Regions from separate parts of the Homo sapiens genome. Here region 2 is linked to region 1. A link is an interaction called in ENCODE POLR2A ChIA-PET data of the cell type or tissue named here. Cell type or tissue: OCI-LY7. All regions are shown on one strand. Links, peaks and the distances in the headings refer to the core of each region. The heading gives the core; the rest is flanking DNA.

Region 1 (2,916 bases), core at 113-2,612:
TGAATCCCTGGCAACCATTTTTTTTTTTTTTTTTTTGAGACGGAATCTCACTGTCACTCAGACTGGAGTGCAGTGGTGTGATCTCAGCTCACTGCAACCTCTGCCACCCAGGTTCAAGTGATTCTCCTGCCTCAGCCTCCCGAGTAGCTGGGATTACAGGCGCCCGCCACCATGCCTGGCTAATTTTTGTATTTTTAGTAGAGACAGAGTTTCACCATCTCTTGGTCAGGCTGGTCTTTAACTCCTGACCTCAGATGATCCACCCGCCTCGGCCTCCCAAAGTGCTGGGATTACAGACGTGAGCCACCGCATCCGGCCCACTTATCTTTTTATTGTCTGCCTAGTTTTGCCTTTTCCAGAATGTCATGTAGTTGGGATCCTGCAGTCTGGAGCGTTTTCAGGTTGTCTGCTACTGCTCGGCAGGACGCATTTCAGGTCCTCCATGCCTTTTTGGGGTTGGATCGCTCGTTTCTGGTCTTGCTGAGTAATAGAATGTTATATGGATTCCCACACCTTATCCATTCACCTATTGAAGGACATCCTGGTTGCTTTGACATTCTAGCAATTATGACTAAAGCTGCTGTAAACATACACGTGGACATAAGTTTTCAGCTCATTTGGGTAAACACCAAGGAATGTGATTGCTGGATCATGTGGTGAGAGTGTTTAGTTTTGTTAAGAAACGACCAAACTTGTCTTTCCAAAGTGTCTACCATTTTTGCATTCCCACCAGCAATGAATGAGAGTTCCTGTTGCTCCACATCCTCACTAGCATTTGGAGGTGTCAGTATTTTGCATTTTAACCTTTCTGATAGGTGTTGTCTTACAACAATTAACATTGTTGTCTTAATTGGCAATTCTAATGACCTATGATGTGGAACGTCTTTTCATCTTTTCATATGCTTATTTGCCATCTTCGGTGAGCTGTCCAGATCTTATTGGGTCATTTTCTTATTGTTGAGTGTTAAGAATTCTTTGTATACTTTGGATGCTAGTCCTTTATTAGATGAGTGATTTGGAAATATAGTATTTTCTCCCAGTTTGTGGATTGTCTTTTCATTGTCTTAATGCTTTGTTCTTTTTATTGCAGTGAAACTAAAATTTAAGGACGCTAAGGGACAGAGAACAGTCAGAGGTTTCTCTCTGTCTTTATTCTTGTTAGATGCATTGCTGGGCAGTCTCCAGTGCTGCCTCCTTGTACATTCAGCAACGGGCCGAAGGTGGGAAGTCCTCAACCCAGAGCTGGCACAGCTCCATCAGCAGAAGGCGTGGACACTGGGGGCTTTCAAGTCCTTCCCCTATAGGGACAACCAGCCACTATTCAGGGGCTGGGCCCTTGCTGACCCTTTTTATTACCTGCCCTACCCAGAGTACAGAAATTGTGACCTAAAGGATGTCCCCTCATCACATTGCCTGACCTTATTTGGGACACACGGGACTGAGCTCCTCCCTAGTGTATTTATAGAGATGTGCACATTGGAGAAGCAAGTTCCCAGGTTTCTAAACTTAGAGGCTTCAAGCAGGGTTTGCAGGTGTTGCCTCCCCCTCCCCTGTCTCCCCGTGCAAATGTGCCTTCTTTCTAGAAAGCACACACAGACCTTGGTAAGGCCTCGGTGGAACAGTAGACAGCAGTCCCAATCCTGTCTGCTTCCTGCAGGGTGGGAAGTCACGACACGGCCGTGGAAGGGAAGTTCAGCCCACGGAGGGCTTTTCCTGTGGGTCTCCAGAACGCTTCTCCCACCCTCCCCGCCTCCTGATAACGCAATGCTCTGATACTTCAGAATAGCCGAGTATCTTCTGGGGAGTTTGATGTTAAAATATGCCTGTTTCTGGCTATGTTGAAAAACGATGGCCAAGGAGGAAGTGACCTGTTCTGGAGTTTCTCTGTCCCCAGTGAAAATAAATCATTGTGCCCAGCTGGTTCGCAATCTCAGTTTCCTTTTAAATCAGACTCTCCACCTAATTGAAAGTGGAGGTGTGTTTATTCTGGCAAAGAATGGTAGCACTTCTTGATTGAAAACGTTTGGAAAGGCCCTTAAAGTCCAGTGCGAAGTGGTGGAGCACAGCTGTCACAGTGTTTCTCCCAGTGCAGTCCAAGGACCACCAACCAGGAAGCCTGTGAAATGCAGCCTCCAGGGCACAGCCTAGCCCCACTGCACAGAATGCCTGGGGCGGGCCATTCAGATGCACATTACATTAAAAAACCATTAGGTTAAAAGCACAAACTTCCGCTGGGCGAGATGGCTCATGCCTGTAATCCCAATGCTTTGGGAGGGCAAGACGGAGGATCACCTGAGGTCAGGAGTTCGAGACCAGCCTGGCCAACATGGTGAAAGCCCATCTCCACTAAAAATACAAAAATTAGCTGGGCATGATGGCACGTGCCTGCAATCCTAGCTACTTGGGAGGCTGAGGCAGGAGAATTGCTTGAACCTGGGAGGCAGAGGTTGCAGTGAGCCAAGATCGTGCCACTGCACTCCAGTCTGGGAGACAGAGTGAGAGTCCATTTCAAAAAAAAAAAAGCACAAACTTCAGAGGCCTAAAAACCTGGATTTACTTCCTGACTCTTCTGCTTTGGGGCCAATAATTACATGACTTAATTCTTATCTGCAAAGTGGTAATAATAGGGTTGTGGAGAAAACCAAGGATCAATCCATGTCTTGCTGCATATAGAAAACTTAATTCAAAATGGCTCATAGATCTAAATGTAAAAGCAAAAACTATAAACGTTATAGAAGAAAACGGGAAAAAACCTCTGTGACCTTGAGTTAGGCGAAGATTTCTTAGGTGAAAGTAAAATCCGTAAGAGTACATATTAATAGATTGGACTTCCTCAGAATTAAAACTCCGCTCTTTGAACAACATTGTTCAGAAGATGAAAAGACAAGCCATAGACTGGGAGAAAATGTTTGCATA
Region 2 (2,916 bases), core at 216-2,715, 150 kb after region 1:
GTGTTCTCTTAATACTTTAAAAACCAATTTCCATTTTAATGGAGTTGGAATACAGCATTCTAATTTGTATGTCCTGTTAGGGAGACATTAAATGAAATTATACTTGCTTAGGATTTTTTTTTTACACTTTTTATCCATAAACAAGAGAGGTCCCAGGGTTACTTACAAAGTCAATTATTTTTAAATTAAGGGGCAGGTTAATTAGTTTCTTTATAGTTATTATTGAAGTATTATTTTCTGTTCTTTTTCCCTCTCTTGGTTGTCTTAATCCTGTGCATCATTTCCCTATTTTTGAGTAGATTAAGTGATAGTGAATAGGAAAAACTTAAAAACAGCTTTTTTTTTTTTAGAATTTTTTTTTATTACGGAAAATTTAAACACAATTACAAAAGTAGGCAAAATAATGTAATGAACTCTCACGTAATCATTACCCAGCATCAGCAGTTGCCAACTCATGGCCAGTCTTACTTTATCTCGAATCACCTTCCTCTGCTTAGGTTATTTTGAAACTAATCCTAGATCTCATATCATTTCATCCATAAATACCTCTAAACTTAAGTATCGCCATACAGAAATACTCCTTTGGAAGTACTTCAGTCAAAACGATGACACTGTTATTTTCTTAAAAATTAACACTAATTCCTATTTTTCAGCAATTACCTAGTCAGTGATCAAATTTCCATTAATCTTACATTTTTGGTTTGAATTATGATCCAAATGTGGTCCAAACCTAGTAATTGCATTTTTTATGTCTTTTAAATTTCTTTTAATTTTAGGTTTCCCGCCTCTCCAGCTCTTCTTCCCTCTCCTCTTCCACCCTCCCCCTCTCCCTCTCTTTCCTTGCAATTTACTTGTTGAAAAAACCAGGTTATTTGTCCTGTAGAGTTTCTCACAGGGTGAGTTTTTGTGACTGCATCTCTGTGGTGGTTACATTGAAATTTTGGACATATATGTTGATAGGCTTTTTAATTTTTTTGAGTTTTGCTTAATGTTTACTACTTTGATGTGGAGAGGTAAGTTGGATCTTCTTTTGCTGGATTTAGAGCAGAGGTCCAAAACTGGTGCCGTGGGACACATGTGGCTCACAGGTGTGTTTTGTTTGGTAGGCACAATTGGAAATACTTTAAAGTTAATTGCCATGAGTTAGACATTGTAAAGTTCCCTTAAGAATCAAGATTTCTTCTTTTTTTAAATTCTGTTTTAAAAAATCAGAGTATCTGGGCACCCCAGCTTCTGTGGCAATGCCTCTGGTGAGTGGTGGGGCTCCTTCAGAGGGCGCATGCCCGCACCTGGTGCGAGCACACTCCTCATACAGGCTTCCTGCCTGGTCCCAGAGGCCTGCTGGGTTTGTGAACCCTGACTTAGAGGAACAGAGATTACCTTTATTTGTGTGGTGTCTCTGAAATTCAATGCATTTTTTGCCTCATGTTTTCTCCAAGCTGGTATTTGAGCTGTTTCACTGTCTAAGAATTGATGTTTATTCAGAGAGTGGTCAGAGTGCCAGCTGAAGTTCCTGCTGTGCTTCATACCTCTGTCTTAAGCCTGACTCCATGCATTGCATGAATTTGTTCTCATGTGCCTCTCCCTTGGACTGTGGATATTGGTTTTTTAGTGCCTAACAGAAGGCTTGGTGTATAGTAGGTGCTCAATTCTTATTGAATGAGTAAGGGAGAAAAGGAACCAGTAAATCAACCTGATAATGAAGGCATAGGAAGATAAACAGATCATGTAATGCACATCCATGTTTGAAACTTCAGTGATGTTAGCACCTCTACTTCCTCCACTGGCATGTGTTACTGGAAGTGATTGTAATCATGGTATGTTACTATTATAACACTGTACAATATTATAAATAATTTGTGTAGATATGCACATGTTTAGCTTAGACATTAGTCACATGTAAATCAGGGATAGGCTTCTTAATAATAGATTTTTAAACATTAGCTAGGCTTTCCTTTCTTGGCCTAAGAATTTGGAGTTTGAATTCCTCCATTTGGTTTATGTCCAAAGGAAGGAAGTACAGCATGGATAGAGCCCACAAACTTGAAGATAGTTTAGGAGGTATAGCTGGTGTAATTTTGTAATGTTTTAAAACCTGGCATTTGGATATCATTTAAAAACAATAATAATTTTAATACCATTGCATTTTAGGGTTTAGTAATCTTATTTGTTATACTAATGCATACTTTGAAATTAGAGTTGAGGTTTTAATTTTTTTGGTAGATGTTAAGCCTGCCTGAACCTTTACTTGCTGCTGACAACCTTTGATAAAAAGTGTGGGTGGGGTCAGGTTCTGTACCCTTTGACTCCAGGAGAATATTTAGTTTATCATGATTAAGAGAACAGGAAAAGTAAACACGTTACCAGTTGCATGTTCTAGTATAGGCTAAATTCTTATTCCCTAGTGGTTATTACATGAAAATGTAGTTTGAATGACTCCAAACAATCAATAAACTAACATTGCATTAAGAAATCTAGCTCATTTTATACTGTTAAAAATTGTCAACAAGTGGTACTATTAAAAGTGAGGTGTTTCAATTTTAAGCAGTCCTTCAGTGGCATTTGTGGGTGGTGAGAACTCTCATTGAGAGCATGTGGGTGCCTTCACATAGTGCAGTGGTGAGTGACGGGGATGTGCTATAGTGTTGCAAGAAATTAGAGGTTTTTTGGAGTAATTTTAATAGTACCACCGTTCTGTATTTACCAAATACTTTACATTTTTTAAACCATTTCAGTATTGAAATTATAATCACTAAACCAAATCTTTGAAAAATTCATGATTAAAATTAAAATTCTTAATGTTACTCTTGCCTCTTTTAGTGACTGAATTGAAAAAAGTTACTGGTAGTAAATGTTGGCCAGTGTTCTACATATGAATCTATGATAAGAATTTTTACAATCTGGAGGAAAACTATA

Evidence for each region. ChIA-PET counts read pairs that join two places held together with the same protein. Peaks named below come from ENCODE experiments on the same cell type or tissue, not always from the same donor. Only the 100,000 strongest peaks of a DNase experiment are listed, where the experiment ranks them.
Region 2: POLR2A ChIA-PET joins it to region 1 with 5 read pairs; 2 of 35 experiments call an interaction of 5 or more read pairs at or near these places.

Annotation. Positions count from the first base shown.
Region 1 is chr18:62,589,752-62,592,667 of GRCh38, forward strand. No RefSeq gene overlaps it. Among named protein-coding and RNA genes, the nearest start is that of ZCCHC2, 68 kb to the left of the region's middle. In OCI-LY7, for the core only: no CTCF peak of the experiment used is centred there; no DNase peak of the experiment used is centred there.
Region 2 is chr18:62,742,957-62,745,872 of GRCh38, forward strand. All of the region lies in intron 1 of PHLPP1 (PH domain and leucine rich repeat protein phosphatase 1), which reads left to right. Among named protein-coding and RNA genes, the nearest start is that of PHLPP1, 29 kb to the left of the region's middle. In OCI-LY7, for the core only: CTCF peaks have their summits at 1,198 and 1,397; a DNase peak (open chromatin) is centred at 1,355; H3K27ac peaks cover 966 bases.